2 separate regions of the Mus musculus genome follow, and region 2 is linked to region 1. Evidence: chromatin loops called from intact Hi-C (ENCODE). Cell type or tissue: left cerebral cortex. All regions are shown on one strand. Each heading gives the region's core, and the rest is flanking DNA. Links, peaks and the distances in the headings are about the cores only.

Evidence for each region. Peaks named below come from ENCODE experiments on the same cell type or tissue, not always from the same donor. Only the 100,000 strongest peaks of a DNase experiment are listed, where the experiment ranks them.
Region 2: it touches region 1 in a loop (2.6-fold over the local background); 9 of 42 quality-filtered maps call a loop at or near these places.

The regions. Positions count from the first base shown.
Region 1 is chr19:11,924,134-11,933,033 of GRCm38, forward strand. It overlaps Patl1 (protein associated with topoisomerase II homolog 1 (yeast)), which reads left to right. Exons shown (of 19, transcript NM_172635.3): 9 at 1,004-1,093; 10 at 5,742-5,922; 11 at 7,400-7,523; 12 at 8,005-8,102. Among named protein-coding and RNA genes, the nearest start is that of Mir6994, 4.9 kb to the left of the region's middle. In left cerebral cortex, for the core only: no CTCF peak of the experiment used is centred there; a DNase peak (open chromatin) is centred at 4,147.
Region 2 is chr19:11,988,569-11,997,468 of GRCm38, forward strand. Osbp (oxysterol binding protein) reads left to right here. Exons shown (of 14, transcript NM_001033174.1): 11 at 637-732; 12 at 2,033-2,214; 13 at 3,027-3,247; 14 at 3,332-5,546. The coding sequence ends at 3,474. Among named protein-coding and RNA genes, the nearest start is that of n-TFgaa6, 9.2 kb to the right of the region's middle. In left cerebral cortex, for the core only: no CTCF peak of the experiment used is centred there; no DNase peak of the experiment used is centred there; H3K27ac peaks cover 218 bases.

The DNA.
Region 1 (8,900 bases), core at 629-8,628:
GAGTACAGTATTTGGGAGTCCCCGGACCCTTGCGTTGTCAAGAGAACTGCTTGAGTCTTCAGGCTATACACTGCTCTCAGGAATGTCATGCTTCCTTTGCACGTGATCAATTATCTGCCGCTTTTACTTTTTCTGAAGTTTCACTTCATACCATTTTGCAAACACTCATGCAGTAAAATGCACAGTGCTCGTGACTGAAGAATTACCACAAATAATAGGTGGCAGCAGAAGCCAAGAGGCTAGCTGACCTCAGTGTCAGCTGAGTTGCTCGCTTCTACTTTTACTTGGTTTCTGCTTTGATAAAATTGTGTCTTATGTAAATCATAGCAATTTATGTTCTTAAGAGAAACATCAGTAGAACATACATAAATATGGGGAGAGTTAATTTTAGGCCAAGGAACTGACTGGCAAATTGGAAACCCATGTAGCAAACTAGAAACTAAGAGTCACGTTGCAATTTTGATCTTGAAGTATGTCAGCTAGATACTCAGCAGAACTTTATTTCCTGGTACTGTTTACTTCTGAATGACTTGTGGTTTGGGCTGTTAGGCTTCCCAGATTATAGAAGGCAGTTTCTTAAAGTCAATGGATATAAGTGTAAATGTCTACAAAATGATTTCATGGCAGCTTCCATACTAGGGTTTGGTTAAAGTTGAGTATCGTAGCTGGTCAGGTTGACATGTAAAATTAACTGCCACCCATATACTTCCTACATTATTCCCACAAAAAAATTAAAGCTAAATAATACATTTAAAAATTAGGAATGAAAAACCTGTATTGTTTTAGTACTAGTGCACGGAGTTTCATAGTTATCCTCTTGGGTTTGAGAATTGGTCATTGGGGAAAAAATATAAAAATATGCCTTTTCCTTCTAAAAGTTTGTTTATAATACACTGGCTGTCCCTTCAGTGAGCCAGTGTGAAGTTATCCTGCATTGACCGCCTTTTTTAAAATGAAGTCAATTAAGATGAGATAATCAAGGAGCATTTTCCTTTTTCCTTAGACCTCAGGCCCCAATGTTTAGAGCAGACACAACTCACCTTCATCCACAGCACCGGCGCCTGTTGCATCAGAGGCAGCTGCAGAGCAGAAAGTGAGTATCCATCACTCCTGATATGTTAGGGACCTGGTGACTTGGGTGACCTCTTGGGTTACTTTCTTTGTTTTCTACATGTACTTAGTATGGAGCTTATTTTGTTAGCCAAATGCAGTCCTTTTTTCTTTTTTCTTTCTTTTTTCTTTTTTTTTGGTTTTTCGAGACAGGGTTTCTCTGTGTAGCCCTGGCTGTCCTGGAACTCACTCTGTAGACCAGGCTGGCCTCAAACTCAGAAATCTGCCTGCCTCTGCCTCCCAAGTGCTGGGATCAAAGGCGTGCGCCACCACACCTGGCTAAATGCAGTCCTTTCATGTTTTGTTTTATTACATTTATTTTATGCTGTATATGTGCATATATGTACCTGTGGGGTTCAGAAGACAACCTGAAGGCATTGGTTCTTATCTTCCACCAAGTTGGTTCTGGGAATTGAACTCATCTATCAAGTGCTCCAACCCACTGAGCCGTATTCCTTACCCCTGTCTGTTCTTTTGGGGGGGGTGGGGGGGGAGAATGCATGTGTACATGTTCGGTCAGGCAGTAACACTATATGCTGTATAGAGAGAGCTCTTTATATGCTAGCTCTAGATAATATCTCTCTGCTACATTATTTACTTCATGTATGTGACAGTTTTCTTTCAGCACATGGGTCCCAGGAACTGAATTCAGGTTGTCAGGCTTGATGTCAGGCACTTTAAAGACTGAGCCATCTGGCTGGTTCAGATGATCTGATTTTTATCAACAAATTCATAGTTACAGTTAGGTTGGCCTTAAGACATAATTAATGGTTGAGCTCTGACATTTATATTCCTTTTCAAATTTATAATCCCCCTGTTAACTACCTTTTTCTTTGTCTTCTAATTCAAAAGTAATCTTAAAATAATAGCCAACTCTAAATGTGGGTGTTATGTGAGCCCACTGGTCGTTCTGTCTCTCTCATTATTTCATCTTCATTCAGGTATAAATATATATTTGTATCTGTGGCCCTAGCTGTGTGGCCAAACTATGGTAAGCTTTAAAAACTGAAAACAGTAGGATATGCAAAGCCTCTGCCTTCTATATGAAGTCATTTTATAATTATTTACCAAGATAAATTAGGGAAACTAAGTGTAGGTAGGAGGGCCCTTCCTCATCCATTTTTGTTCTATGTGTATATATGTAAAATTCCTTCTCACTTCCAAAAATGTTCTAGAATATATTTTTGCAGGGGAGAAAAAAGAGACAATTGCAGACTTAAGACAAAACTCCAAATATAAGCTATATAGGGAAAGATTAGTACATTTTAACTGTATTAAAAGTTAAGCCTTGCCAGGTGTTGATAACACATGCTTGTAATTCTATCACTTGAAGGCCTGGGCCTTAAAAACGGAAGAAGCCAACAGTAATAAAGACAGCTAAAAAAAATCTTTTTTTGTTTTAAAGAAGAAATAAAAACACTAACAACATATCAAAATACTCCAGTCTCAGTAGAAACAAGGTGATTGAGTAGTTCCGAAGACCTAAGGGATGTTCAAGCATACTTATTTCAGAGATAAAGATTCAAATTAGATAATAGGTTACAATCATCACTCAAAGCAAAATTTGAAGTGTCTCAGCACCTAATTTGGTGAAAGTATTGAGTAGACCGCTCTTTGGGAGAGGATTTAGGCAGTAGATAATAAAGTTAAAACATGGCTAGATCCTTGCAGTTGGACTTTATAGTATTTCCAAGATACATTGTGATATAAAGAAACAAGGTTACTTATGTAACCAGAAGCATACAGAATACTACTAAGGCAACAAGAGTTAAGAAAGAAAGATATTCTATATTGGATATTAGCCCTCTATGGGATGTGGAGTTAGTGAAGATTTTTTTCTCAATCTGTATGGAGGTTGCTGATTTGTCTTACTATGTCCTTTGCTTTACAGAATCTTTACAGTTTCATGATTTTAGAGCATGAGCCATTGGAGTTCTGTTTAGGAAATTTCCCCCTGTACCAATGAGTTCGAGGCTCTTTCTCACTTTCTCTTCTATTAGATTCAGTGTATCTCGTTTTATGTTGCGGTCCTTGATCCACTTGGGCTTGAGCTTTGTGCAAGGTGACAGGGTCTACGTTCATTTTTCTATATACAGACAGCCAGTTAGACCAGCTTGAAGATACTTTCTTTTTTCCATTGTATATTTTTGGCTTCTTTGTGAAAGATCAAGTGTGGGTATGTGTGGTTTTATTTCTGGATCTTCATTTCTAACACATTGATCAATGTGTCTGTCTCTGTATTACTACCAGGCAGTTTTTATCACTATTGCTCTGTAGTAAATAGAGCTTGAGGTCAGGGATAATGATTTCCCCCAGCCGTTCTTTTATTGTTAAGAATTGTTTTCACAATTCTGGGTTTTTTGCCTTTCCAGATGGATTTGAGGATTGCTCTTTCCATGCCTTTGAAGAATTGTGATGGGATTTTGATGGGGATTGCATTGAATCTGTAGATTGCTTTTTTACTATGTTAATTCTGCCAATCCATGAACATGGGAGCTCTTTCCATTTTCTGAAATATGAGGCCCGCCAACACAGTACAGCAGAGAACTGCCAGGTCTGGGTTCAGTCAGAGAAGATGCACCTAACCCTCAAGAGACTGGAGGCCCCAAGGAGTTTAGAAGTCTGGGAAGGGGGTTGGTGACGTTCTCAAGGAAACAGGGGGAATGGGAAGGAGGTATGGGAGGTGGAACAGTCGGAGGGTGGGCAGGGAGGGGAATAAAATTCTGGAGTGTAAAAAGAAAGAAAAAAGAAAGAAAAATACATAAATAATAAAAAGTTTTCATTATGTTACATAATCAAAGCACTTAAGTAGGTAATCTAAAATGATTGAGTCTGAGTATGCCCATCTGTCCATAAGTTTAGAATAAAGTTTGCTGCCTGCCCATAGTAAAAAAACCAGACAAGACAAGACATTCAAAGACAGATACATAAGCAGTACAAAGATAAGAGGAGAAGGCGTTGAGGAGAGACCATACAAAGGCAGCATGGTGATTCTTCTGTGAAGAGGAAGCTATAAGAGGGCGGGAGAGATGACTCAGCAGTTAAAGAGTATCTCCTGGGGCTAGAGACATGACTCAACAGTTAGAGCACTGACTGGCTGCTCTTCCAGAGAACCTGAGTTCAATTCCCAGGAACCACATGATGGCTCACAACCATCTGTATGGGATCTAATACCCTCTTCTGGTGTGTCTGAAGACAGGTGTAGTGTACTCATATAAATAAAAAATAAATCTAAACAAAACATAACAAAAAAACCTTATTTTTCAGAGGACCACAGTCCAGTTCCCAGCAACTATGTCGTTCAGCTTCATAACCACAGATAACACTAGCTCCAGGAGCTCGAACACCTCTTCTGGCCTATATATGCACAAATATACATAAAACATCTTAAAATAATCTTTAAGGCTTTCAGCTAACCTGTATTATTTGGTTTTTGAAACAGGTTTGTTCTTTATAGTTGAGACTGGCCTGAAACATTATGTTAGTCTATGCTTGAACCCACAGTCCTAAGTAAGCCGTTTTGTTGTTGGTGATGGGTTTTTGTTTGGTTTTTTGGTTTTTTGAGACAGGGTTTCTCTGTATAGCCCTGGCTGTACTGGAACTCACTTTGTAGACCAGGCTGGCCTCGAACTAAGAAATCCACCTGCCTCTGCCTCCTGAGTGCTGGGATTAAAGGCGTGCGCCACCATGCCCGGCCTAAGTAAGCCTTGAGTGCTGGGAGTATGATTGGCTGTCCATGATTGGCTGTGTGACTTCAAAGTGAAGCAAATTGGCCTAAATACATTTTTAAATATGGATGAGTAGGTATTTATTATAGTACTTGCTTGTGCTTCTAGCTATGTTTAAATGTTTTATGATTCCAGTGAGTTAAAGAAAATTATACAGACTTCAGAATCTGATTGGCCTGCATTTAAATATTACTCTGCCACCTGGTAAATAGCTTTTAATTTTTCCTGGTCTCAGTGTATGTAGAAAAATCTCCCCGCTATGAGTGATTATAATTTACACAAAAGTCCATGTATGAATATTGTCTTAGGGGTTCTACTGCTTTGACAAAACACCATGATCATAAAGCAAATTGGAGAGAAAAGAATTTATTTGCCTTCACTTCCAAATTGATGTACATTATTGAAGGAAGTTAAGACAGGAACTCAAACAGCAGGATCCTAGAGGCAGGAACTCGTACAGAGATAATGGAGAGGTGCTGCTTACTGGCTTGCTTTCTTGGCTTGCTCAACCTACTTTCTTATGAAACCGAGGACCACCAGCCCAGGAATAGCACCACTCACAAGGGTCTGGGCACTCCTCCATTGATCACTAATTTAAAAAATGCCTGACAGCTGTATTTCATGGAAGCATTTCCTCACCTGAGATTCCTTCCTCTCTGATGACTCTAGTTTGTGTCAACACAAAATCAGCCGGTACAGATGTGCTTATTGGTGGGGAAAGGACTCAGATCTTAGTTTTATTTCTGTGATTATGTGTCACATAGCTCTTTCAGTCTGTTAGGGTGCAGTTCCGTTTTCCTTCACAAAAATCAAAGGGGGAACCAGCCTGTTGTATTCTTATATTTCAAAAAGCATGACTAATATGCTGACTTGGCCTGAATGCAGCATGTCTTTGCCTTTCAGTCAGCATCGGAATCTCAATGGTACTGGAGATAGAGGAGGGCACCAGTCCAGTCATCAAGATCATCTCCGGAAGGATCCATATGCTAATCTAATGTTGCAGCGGGAGAAGGATTGGGTCTCTAAAATACAGATGATGCAGCTGCAGAGCACTGATCCCTACCTGGATGATTTCTATTACCAGGTGAATAGCCAGGCTAGCTTAGAGAACAGTTTGTCTGCTTGTGCTAATAATAATCACTTATGTAATGGTAAAGTTGAATACTTGTAGACTTTCTATTGAGCTATTGCCCAGTGAATTCAAGTTGATAGCAGATTCTGTCCATTTTTAAATTATAGCTGTGTGTTTTCAGATTGGTGTTTTCATTTGAGCATTAATAATCTAGTTTTTCCAGTTAATAGTATGGTAGTGTGTGGCTGGGGATGTAGCTCAGTAGGAGAACACTTGTCTAGCATGTGCAAGACCCAGGCTTCAATCCCTAGTCGCCCCATACACACCAAAAAAGAAAGAAAATATTATTGGCAATCCAACTTTTAAAAACCTCTTTGCTGGGCGTGGTGGCGCACGCCTTTAATCCCAGCACTTGGGAGGCAGAGGCAGGCGGATTTCTGAGTTCGAGGCCAGCCTGGTCTACAGAGCGAGTTCCAGGACAGCCAGGGCTACACAGAGAAACCCTGTCTCGAAAAGCCAAAAAAAAAAAAAAAAAAAAAAAAACCTCTTCATTAATTCAAATTTTAAAAATACTTAAAAAATTATATTGTGGGCAGTGAGTACTGCTATCAGGGTGATGACATGTGAACGTCAGGGGGAATTAGTTGGTTTTTTGTTTGTTTGTTTTGTTTTGTTGTTTGTTTTTTTTTTTTTTTTCCTTTTCACATAGATTCCAGAGATTAAACGTAGGACATAATGCCTAGTGATAAGTGCCTTGCCCACTGAGCCATGAAGGCTGGGAGATTGGAAAGTGTGTGTGTGTCAGAGGTTTGTGATGCTGGCCATTGAACCCTGGGCCTTGAACATGCTATAACCTCACTCTGTTGTTGAGGTGTACCTGTAGTTCATCGATTGGTTTTTGATAAAAGTCATGGGTGAGAACCAGGCATGGTGGCATATGCCTGTAGTTTCAGTGCTTGGGTGGGAACCAGGCATGGTGGCCTATGCCTGTAGTTTCAGTGCTTGGGTGGGAACCAGGCATGGTGGCCTATGCCTGTAGTTTCAGTGCTTGGGTGGGAACCAGGCATGGTGGCGTATGCCTGTAGTTTCAGTGCTCGGGAGGCAGATCTCCCGAGTTTGAGGCCTGGTCTACAAAGTGACTTCCAGGGAAACTACTAACTGCTGCACATAGAATCCCAGTCTCCAAAAAGAAAAAAAGGAAAGAGGCCAAGGATGGGTGTACGCCTTTAATCCCAGCACTCTGGAGACAGAGACAAGTTCGATCTCTTGACTTTGAGGCCAGCCTGGTCTATGTAGTGGGTTATTTCTTTGATAAAAGTACATTAAAAATAAATGTGTATGTGTGTGTTTACAACAAAGTAACAAAACTTAGGAATCAGTGTGTTTCTAGTGCCCTAGTTGTGTTACTACCACTGGTATAATTAGTGTGAAGTACAGTATTAGTCTGTATTACTTGTTTTGCAACAAAAATCATCTTCTCTTGTGGCAGAATTACTTTGAAAAACTGGAGAAATTGTCAGCTGCTGAGGAAATACAAGGTGATGGCCCTAAGAAGGAGCGTACCAAGCTCATCACCCCTCAGGTGGCCAAACTGGAGCATGCTTATCAGCCTGGTAAGGTCCTAGCCCACCTGAGAGACTACTGTTTTAATAAACTAGAGGTAATTATTTGTGGAGAGCATGACTATCTTGACAGATAAACTCACAGAGTCTTTGCCCTTTGAGAGTCCAGAATTTTTAAGAATTTACTGCTTTTCTTAGTACTTCTAAAATTGATAAAGGAGAATTTTTCTTTTGATAATTAATAGTAATGAAGAGTGGAGAATAGATTAGGCAAAGGAGTTGCTTTAGCTGGCTGTAGCAGGTCACACCTATAATCTTAGTACTAAGGAGGCAGTAGCAGAAGGGTCATGAGTTCAAAGTCAGCCTAAGATAATGAGGCCTTGCCTTAAAACAAACAACAAACGAAAGGAAAGAAAGGGGGTGTACAGTCCTCTGGGAAGTTACTGAGCCGTGGGTGAAGAACAGAAAACAGCTTTTCAAGTGCTCTCTGCTGTATCCCAAGTGTTCATTGGAGTCTTTTTTGTCCTTTCAGTGCAGTTTGAGGGCTCGTTGGGGAAGCTTACTGTCTCTAGTGTGAATAATCCTCGGAAGATGATAGATGCTGTTGTGACATCTCGAAGTGAGGATGATGTAAGTGCCAGCAAAAGAAGTGTTCATTTGTGGTAGCCATTGGAAAGTCTGTCCGCTGACTCTCCTACTTTCACACCCTCGGGGCCAGCTCACCCGCAGACAGGGCCAGGCAAGGTACTCAGACAAGGTGCAGTACCTGCTCTCCAGAGTGTTCTATTTGGTGAGGGACATGGGCAGTTTTCCCACTCTCTTGACCTCAGGGCCATCTCTACCACCTGCCATAGATGTTGAGGGACAAGGTGGGGGAAGAGAAGGGTCTCTCCCTTGTCCGTGCTACTGCCCAGCAGACAAGAGGCAGGGTCAGATCTCCCACACTCACATCCTTAGTGGCCTGCTCACCTGGCCAGCTCTACTGTGGGGTGTCCAGGTGAGGTGCAGGTCCCACTCTCTGAAGTGCCACAGCAATTGAGAGTCAGGACCAGTTCCCACAAGCCCTAGATGACAAGGCATGAGGGCATCTTTTTCTTGCCTGTGCCCCATGGCAGACAAGTTGCAGGGCCAACTCTCTCTCACATCCTCAGGGCCAGCTTGCCCATGATTGCATCACTAGGGTCAGTTCTACTCTCCTGTACCTTGCCTGCTCTCCTGAGTACTACAGTGGGTGAGGGGCAGGGCCAATTCTCCTGCTCTCATGACCCTAGAGCTAGGTCTCCCACCTGTCACAATTGGTGAAGGGTGAGGAAGGAGGAGGGTAATCTCTCCCTCCATGTGTGGTAGGGTCTGCTCTCATGCCTCCAGGGCCAGTTCTACATAGCCTTCCCAACCCATCCCTGTAGTAGCTCAAGCCAAGACCCTACC
Region 2 (8,900 bases), core at 1-8,000, 64 kb after region 1:
TCTTGGGCAGTAGTCCTACTTCCATAAAGTTCTAACTATAAATTATTATTTATGAATGATCAAATTATAACTTCTACCAAGGATGAGTAGGACTCTGTTGGGCAATATAAAGGACATAAGACATAGCTACATGGCCCCAGCTTTTATTGCTTTTAATCCTAAGTACTAGGGTTGCAAAGTCAGAGAACACTTTCCAGGAGTTATTGAGACATTGGAGAAATGTGACATGTGTAAGTTGAAAAGTGTAACAAAATACCGAAGGACAGGAGATATGCTGAGAGATTTTCCTATTAAGTGTTAGCTTTGAGGTGAGACTGGTTTAACTGCATTCAGAAAAGAGGGAACACTGTCTTCTGGAAAAGGGCTTCATGGAAGATGTGGAGTTAAGCTGAATCTTTGAAAGGTAGAAAGGAGAGAAAAATGAAATCTATAGGAAGAACTTTGAAACTGTAATTGTGGTAAGCAAAGGAATTCTAGAAGGGTCCCAGTGAGGGACTTGTTCAGGAGGTAGTTTATGTGTGCATTTCAGTGTGCAGGTCAAGCCATGTTACCAACATGTGACACACAAAAGGAATGCTCATGTAAAACTCAGGTCAGTCTTCATAAAACTAACCCATGATTCTTCTCACTTTACAGTCTGGTGAGATTGACATTGTAAATCACAAGACAGGAGACAAGTGTAATCTTAAATTTGTTCCTTATAGCTACTTCTCTCGGGATGTAGCAAGAAAGGTAAGAGAGGTTGAAATGTAAATTTTTTTATTTAATGTGCATGCGCGCGCGTGTGTGTGTGTGTGTGTGTGTGTGTGTGTGTGTGTGTGGAGAGAGAGAGAGAGAGAGAGAGAGAGAGAGAGAGAGGGGTAGAAAGTCATGTGTCCTTAGTACGCAGATCCAAAAAGTAGACTTAAAGGAGAGAACTAGAACAGGAACCGGATACATTACTGAACCACTTTCTTCTGACCATGAGGAAGTGAAAGAGAAGCACAAGGGCTGAGAGATGGCTCAGTGGCTAAGAGCACTAGTGTTCTGCCAGAGGATCTGAGCTGAATTCCCAGCACCCATATCTGGTACTTCACAGATGCTGGTAACTCACTCCAGGGGATCTGATATTCACTTCTGGCTTCCAAAGACACTTAGATACATGTGGCTGGTGCTCGTTCTCTCTTTCTCTCTTTCTCTCTCTCTCTCGGCACACATACCTACCTAAATAAAAATAAATAAATTTATTTTAAAAATAAAGACAAGCAGGGCTGAGAGATGGCTCAGTGGTTAAGAGCACTGTCTGCTCTTCCAGAGGTCCTGAGTTCAATTCCCATCAACCACATGGTGGCTCACAACCATCTGTAATGATATCTTACACCCTTTTCTGGTGTATCTGAAGACTGCAACAATGTACTCAGATACATAAAATAAATAATTCTTTAAAAAAAAAAATGAAGACAAGCAAAGTAGGAAAGTGAAGGTGGGAACGGAGAGGAGAGGAAGGTGTAGACAGTAGGACCTCTGACATGCAGAGGAGAGATGTGTGCTCCACCACAGGTGGTTCATGTCACAGAATTTCAAGTAGGAATGAAGACTAGCCAGGCATGGTGGTGCATGCCTTTAATCCCAGCACTCACAAGGTAGAGACAGGAGGATCTCTGAGTTTGAGGCCATCCTGGTCTACAGAGTGAGTTCCAGGACAGCCAAGGCTACATAGAGCAATAAAAAAGAAAAGGTGAAGGGTAGTTGGAGATTCAGATGTGTTTGTGAACTTGTGTAACTTCTAGAATAATTCTAAGTGTCAGGTGTTTTTTTCTGCTTTTACATCCTTTACATCAGAAATTCCTATGCAATAAAAAACTTTGATCATAATTCATTGGTCTTGTTTCAAATAGTATTTAAAAATGAGTAGCAATAAGTGTGGCTAACTCCATAACGTTTATGATAACTGGATTTAACCAGTAATTACTTTAGAACTTTTTCTAGATTAGTCAGGTAAGCCACCCCACGGTGTCGCTCTGCTCTAAAGCTGTGTTCTCCATCCTTATAGGTGACAGGTGAAGTGACAGACCCATCAGGAAAAGTTCACTTTGCCCTCCTGGGGACATGGGATGAGAAAATGGATTGTTTCAAAGTACAGGCAGCCTCCGGGGAGAATGGGGGTGATGCTCGGCAGAGAGGCCATGAAGCAGAAGACAGCAGGGTCATGCTGTGGAAGAGGAACCCATTACCGTGAGTGTGGCATCCCAGCTTCCTTTGCCTTTAACTCTAGCATGGTACGTCAGCATTCTGCCTGCATTCTTCATGGCTACCTGTGGGAATGACCGGGGGGATGAGAACCTTTGAAAGAGACTGTTCCAAGACTATCTCACCAACCATATGCCAAATTAGATTTCTCCTTTCTAAAGTTTCACTGAATCAGAGGAATCCCTATAGTTTAGTTAAAGTTCTATTGTTGAGACAGGGTCTTACATAGTCCAGGCTGGTCTCTCTGTGTACCTGAGGCTCTCTTTGAAGTGCTGATCTGATTCTTCTACTCGTACCTTCCAAGTACTGGGTTACAGGCAGGTACCACCAGCATTCTCAATTCAGAGCAGAGCTTTTCAAAAGCAACTGGAGAGAAAGGTGCTTTTCACCGGCTAACAATTTCCCCTACAGACCCTAGAGATAAAGCCCAGAGCTTGGAAACAAGTGCAGGTCATCATCGTATATACTTACTGCGTCTCCAGAAGTAGCCAGACCTTCCCAGGCCGAGGTCTAAACAGAAGCCCAGGCAACAGAGTGAGCAGCTCTAGAGCTCGCTCTTCCTGATGAGTGGAGATGACTCTGAGTGCAGCTGCTGCAGGCATCTGTTGTTTGAAAGGGCGCTGGAGAAGGGTGGCAGTGGGAGCATTGAGCTCTCTTTTTGGGGATTGCCTGATAAGGCTTTAGAGTTTCCACTGTTGGCCACTTAGATGCAGGGCGGTGCTCTGAGCCGTTGCTCGCTCGCCCCTTTGGGTTGGTTCAGGCTGTGAGCTGCCTTTCCTGTGTGCTGCTGTCCTCAGGAAGAATGCAGAGAACATGTACTACTTCTCAGAGCTTGCCCTCACTCTCAATGCCTGGGAAGGTGGCACTGCTCCCACGGACAGCCGGCTGCGGCCCGACCAGAGACTCATGGAAAACGGGCGTTGGGATGAAGCAAATGCTGAGAAGCAGCGCCTGGAGGAGAAACAGCGGCTTTCCAGGAAGAAGAGAGAAGCAGAAGCTGCGAAAGCCACGGAAGATGGTAACAAGCCTGTCCCCTGCTCGGATTTCTTGATGTGTGGTGGGTGTCAGCTCTAACCTTGCTTTTCATTCTCTTTCCTTGTAGGCACACCACATGACCCCTATAAAGCACTGTGGTTTGAGCGGAAGAAGGACCCTGTCACCAGGGAGCTAACCCATATTTATAGTGGCGAGTACTGGGAATGTAAGGAAAAGCAGGACTGGGGTTCTTGCCCAGATATTTTCTGAAGCAGCTGTAACTCAAAGGAAGAGGGCTGATCGGAGAAGACGGCAGAGGATGTGCGGGAAGGCTGGCAGTTGGGACTCTTACCGAGTGCTTTCCTCAAATTTGTCTGTCTTAACCAATCACTTTTTCCAAATCAATCACCAGAAGCAGACACCCGTGGTGGTGATTGGCTGGTTGCCTTAGCTGATTGACGCTGAAATCGACGTAGTAGATGCCCATGTTTGTAAGGGAGTGGTTTAGTGGCTGGAAGTTAGTGTTCCTCTACATCTCAAAGGCAAGTAAGTGTGCTTCCCTCTCGGCCTCATTGAGATGATGTCATTGACCCTCACCTGTGTCCTGCTCAGCCAAGATCTGCATAAGATTGGGATTCAGGAGCATTTTGGTGCTGTTCAGAGCAAGAACTGATTTTAAAGTTCCTTTAAAAAGAAACACATAAGATTTACCCAGCAGAGGCATCACGCCTAGGTCTCAGTGTATGAAGTGTACTCACACGTGGGATTGCTGTAACAGGTCGTCGCGTGTAGATAACTAAGGCTTTGGAGCATCTGCAGGAGAGAGTGTTCTCTAGGGCTTGAATATTGAATTATGTTCTTGGAGATTTTATCTTCACTTGCATACAATTCCCCTCTGCGGTTTTGTCTACTTTGACAGCAACCAGGGGCCTCCTTGGTCGTTGATAAGAGGGTCACACGCTCCTCATAAAGGGGTTTTATGGACTCCCTCAGGTGGAGAACCTCTGCAAACACAGGCAGGGTGGGAGAAGACTGCTAGCCACTTGTACCTTCCCAGTCCCTCCTCATCCGTCTTTCGTTGCCTTTCTGGCTTCTGTTTCCTGGCACAGTACCATTTTGAGTTTGTGCCACAGTCTGGAGCAAAACATTGCCTGACCCATTCTGTATACTTCAGAATCTTAGAGAAGTTCCTCTGCAACAAATGTTTTCATCTTGAAAGTCCCAGTAGAATGGAGCCACTTCTGAAATAATGTGTTAAATCATCTGTATATTATATATATATATATATATATGTAGAGAAAATCTAATTTTTTCCCCCTTTCCCATGAAGAATCTTGGTTTTTTTATATCACCTGTCTCCCTGGGACTCTCTCAAGTGCGCGTTAATATGGGTTGGTGCCTCTGCTTTCCATGTTTGAGGGACATTGCAACCCCAAGCAGGGTCATGTGTGGCAGTTGCTGAGCAGGGACAAGGAGGAAGGTTTTTGTGCCTACCCTGCGGCTGCCTCAGCTCGGCTTTGCCGATCACACGTGGCTCTTGGAAAGGAAGTCCTGGTCTTTTTCCTGCCTCAGTTTCCTTCCCTAGGAGGCGTACGGGTAGAAAGTCAAGAGGGTGATTTCTAGCTTCCTTATGTCCCAGCTCAGGCTAAATCCCAAAAACGTTTCCTTCCAAGGATGAGAGCTAAGAGCGCTCGTGCTCTGTGGGAGCTGCTCCTGCTGGCACTGGCACCCTCCCTTTTTCTTTATTAGTTCTAGTTTCCTGTTCAGAAATGTAGCCCTTGTGCAACCCACCCTTGGTTGAGGGTCATAAATTGAGGTGCCTTCCTTGTGTACTTTTTGTTAGTGTTTTTGTTTTTGTTCCTTAACTGTTGAGCCTCAGCCAGTGTGGGTCCTTGGGGAAAATAACCATTCCAGAGGAAGCTATCCCTCCAGGGAAATTGGATTTTACTGGGTAAATTAGTATTTTCAGTCCGTTCCCACTGACTCTCCTTCCTTAGATAAAATGATCAAAGATTGAGCACTAGGGAATTTCCTCCTAAGAAGGCTTCCCCAGCACAAGGGGTTACTCCAGGGAGGCCCATAAAATGGGCGCCGTCTCGGAGGCTTTGGATAGAATGGAAATTTCCCAAGGAACCTCTGTGCTTTCCCCTTTCCCTCTATCTGCACTACATTTCTAGCTTGATTCCCAGATCCCTGCTAATGGAAGAAGCTTAGAAGTCCTGAAGATGGAATAAAGTCACATGAAAGCAAAATAAGACTATATATATATTTTCAGTTTTTTTGCCTTATTGCTTTTTTTCAAAAAAAAAAAACTACTAAATTAAATAATTTTTAAAAAGCTATATTGTCTGATTTGCTTCTACTCCTAATAGTCAGGAAATAGTGGTGGACAGAGGGAGACCTGGCCAGTGATGATTTGCTCTGTGTGGGAACTTTATTTTATGTATATGAGTGTTTGGCCTGAGAGTAGTGTGTATGTGTACTGTGTGCATGCCTGGTGGCCACAGCAGCCAGATGACTGTGTGGAAAGGTGAGTCAACATGTGGGTCTGGGAACCAAACTGAGGGTCTCTTGCAGAGCAGCAAGTGCTCTTAATGGCTAAGCCATCACTCAAGCTCCTATAGTCCAGTTCTTCACCATTGTTCCAGGCTGTGTGTCACATCCTGCTGCTAAAGTGCTTGACTGTCTTCACAGGCCTGGATGGCTAGTGCCCTTCCTTTCTTTTAAAGCTCTGCCCCAAAGACTGGAGTTTTCAGATCTCAAGTCAACAAAATAAGCTGTTATCAGAGATTGTTTTTGTACCAGGTTTGGGGAAACCACCCGATTATTACTACAAGATTGGAAGTTAAATTTTGTAAAGTTTTGTTATTTTGTTTGCTGGCAAGGTGAAAAGCAGAGCAGTAGGTTTGAGGCATTCCTGACAGTCCTGTTAGACCTCAAGCACCATCAGTTTAATTCCAACATTAGGGTCAGTCAAACAGCAACAATGTTTAATGATCCCTCTCTGATCTAATAACATGACATGACCTGGAATGTGGATCCTGAGGGTCAGGATCCAACATGATTCACCATTATGACTCAGCAAAATTTCAAATCAATACATTCAGAGACCTTCAAAGTCCAAAACTTAGGGAAATACAGGCTTTCACCACAGATGGTTCACCATGCTGTCTTAGGCAAATAGGAGTGAGTTTGGCATTTACCATTCTGTTTGAATTCCCCAGCCTTCATTTCCACAGAGTTGAAAAGCAGCAGTTTTCCGACCTGTGGGGCAAGAAGAGATGACAGTGAGGTGGAAGACAGCCAGCCACTGTTCCCTACAGTTGAAAAGGAATAAGGACAGAGCCTTCCAGAACTCTCAATCTGTGGCATGTCAAGCAGTATCAGTGACCTCAAGCAAGAAAGTGTACCTACCGGAGCACTGCTTGTACCACAACACTGCTGGACTTTATACCCCAGTATTCCCAAGTTCTCCCAGGAGGACTATGCACTATGCAAAGGCCGTGGTCCTTACTCTACAACATTCGCCAGATCTTGAAGGAGGCATGTTTCTATCGGCTTTTTGCCGACAGTACAGTCTCCAGCATGATGACCTAGCTGCTTCTCCTTCATTTATAAAAAGCAATCACATACACACATTCAACAAACTTGCTCATCAGCCATATACTTCAAGGATTTCCACTATAGGGTCAGTAAAACAAAGTCTCAAAGAGTGGCACAGAAAATCTTCAGATTTGGTTCATTATAGATGTACATTTATGGAACAAAATTCAGAACCTCCAGGTGAACCCCAGTGAATCCTAGCCATGGGGACATGGAGAGGAAAGGATAGTCCAAGGTCATTGTTGGCAACATAGTGAATGTGAGGCCAGCTTGGGTCTCATGAGACCCTGCCAAAACCAGTATGAAACACACTTGTCCACCCTTCTTTCCCCACTGGAAGCATTCTGAGCCTTGTGTAGTTTCTGAAGCTCCTGTTGTAAACCATAGTCCCACCACCCTTACAAATCACAGCTGCTTTGGTCATTGTTCCATCAGGAAAGGAGCTGAGTGGTCACATGAGGGGTCTTCAAAGGACAGATCCTAAAGAGCTCCAGGGCTGTGGGTCCAGAATGCCACTGAGTGTGTACACGGCCTGGGATTTGACACCCAGCACTGTGATCAATTAAGTAGAACCCTCCATAAATAGCCTGTAGAGGTCATGACCTATGAGCTTGACCAGGTGATTTTAGAGTTACTAAACACAAGTTCATTCTAGAATATGGCTGGAACATTTTCTTTGTTTCATTCACTCAACCTCAGTCATTAAGCATTTACCTGAGCCTGATATCTAACTGATTTGGAATACAAATAGCAGAAAAGAGATTAAGTAAGCAGCCAATTACAATCAAGTTTGACAGGTGGTGTGAGGCACTGTGGCCTGTAGGGAGCTGGGAGAAAGTGAATGGAGGCATGTCAGGAGTCTGGGAACTAGAAGAGCTGTGATTGCAAAGCTAAGTAGGCATCGGGGAAAGGGTGATGCAAGGGTGATTGCACAGAGAGAAGAGCAAGGTCCAGACAAGCATCCTCCATGGAGCAGTGGCTCCATGTATTGCTAGATTAAAGTCAAGGCATTCACCACCAGCCTTGTGGGGGTGGGAAGATGGGAGGGGGCCTTTGCTCAGCTCACTAGCCCATTACCATTTTTGGGAGTGCATTTTTCTTTCCTGCTAAGCTATTTTTATTTCTATACCTAGACTAGCTTTTGTTTGTTTGAGACCGGGTCTCCATGTGTAGCCCTGACTATCCTAGAGTTCTCTATGGAGACCAGAATGGCCTCAAACTCAGAGATCCTTTTGCCTCTGCCTCACGTGCTGGGACTAAAGGTGTTTGCCACCCCCTCACTCCCACAAGCCTTCCGTGGCTAACTTAACAGTACATGACTTTTCATTCTACCTCTCCTTGTGGTAGCTGCTAGTATTCTCACTTAATCTGTACTGTTTTTCTTGTAAGTGATAGTAAACTTGTCCTCAAGCTTAAAAGAAAAAAGGATGCTGGGCAGTGGTGGTGCACGCCTTTAATCCCAGGACCTGGGAGGTTGGAGGCCAGCCTGGTCTACAGAGTGAGTTCCAGGACAGACAGTCAGGGCTACACAGAGAAACCCTGTCTCAGAAATAAATAAATAAGTAAGTAAATAAATAAATAGAACACTGAGCAAGTTGCTGAAGGAGGGTATGGCCCCACCCACAGAAGGTTTTATGTGCTTTTAGAAGAAGCCCTGGCTTTTGTTTTTAACTAGTAAAAAGCAGGATATTGGCTATGCTGGGGCCTAGCAAACACAGAAGTGGATGCTCACAGTCAGCTATTGGATGGATCACAGGGCCCCCAATGGAGGAGCTAGAGAAAGCACCCAAGGAGCTAAAGGGGTCTGCAACCCTATAGGTGGAACAACAATATGAACTAACTAATATCCCCCAGAGCTCGTGTCTCTAGCTTCATATGTATCAGAAGATGGCCTAGTCGGCCATCATTGGAAAGAGAGGCCCACTGGTCTTGCAAACTTTATATGCCTCAGTACAGGGGAATGCCAGGGCCAAGAAGTGGGAGTTGGGGGATAGGGGAGTCGGGGAGAGGGTATGGGGAACTTTTGGGACAGCATTGGAAATGTAAGTGAAGAAAATACCTAATTTAAAAAAAAAAAAAAAAGAGAGAAAAAA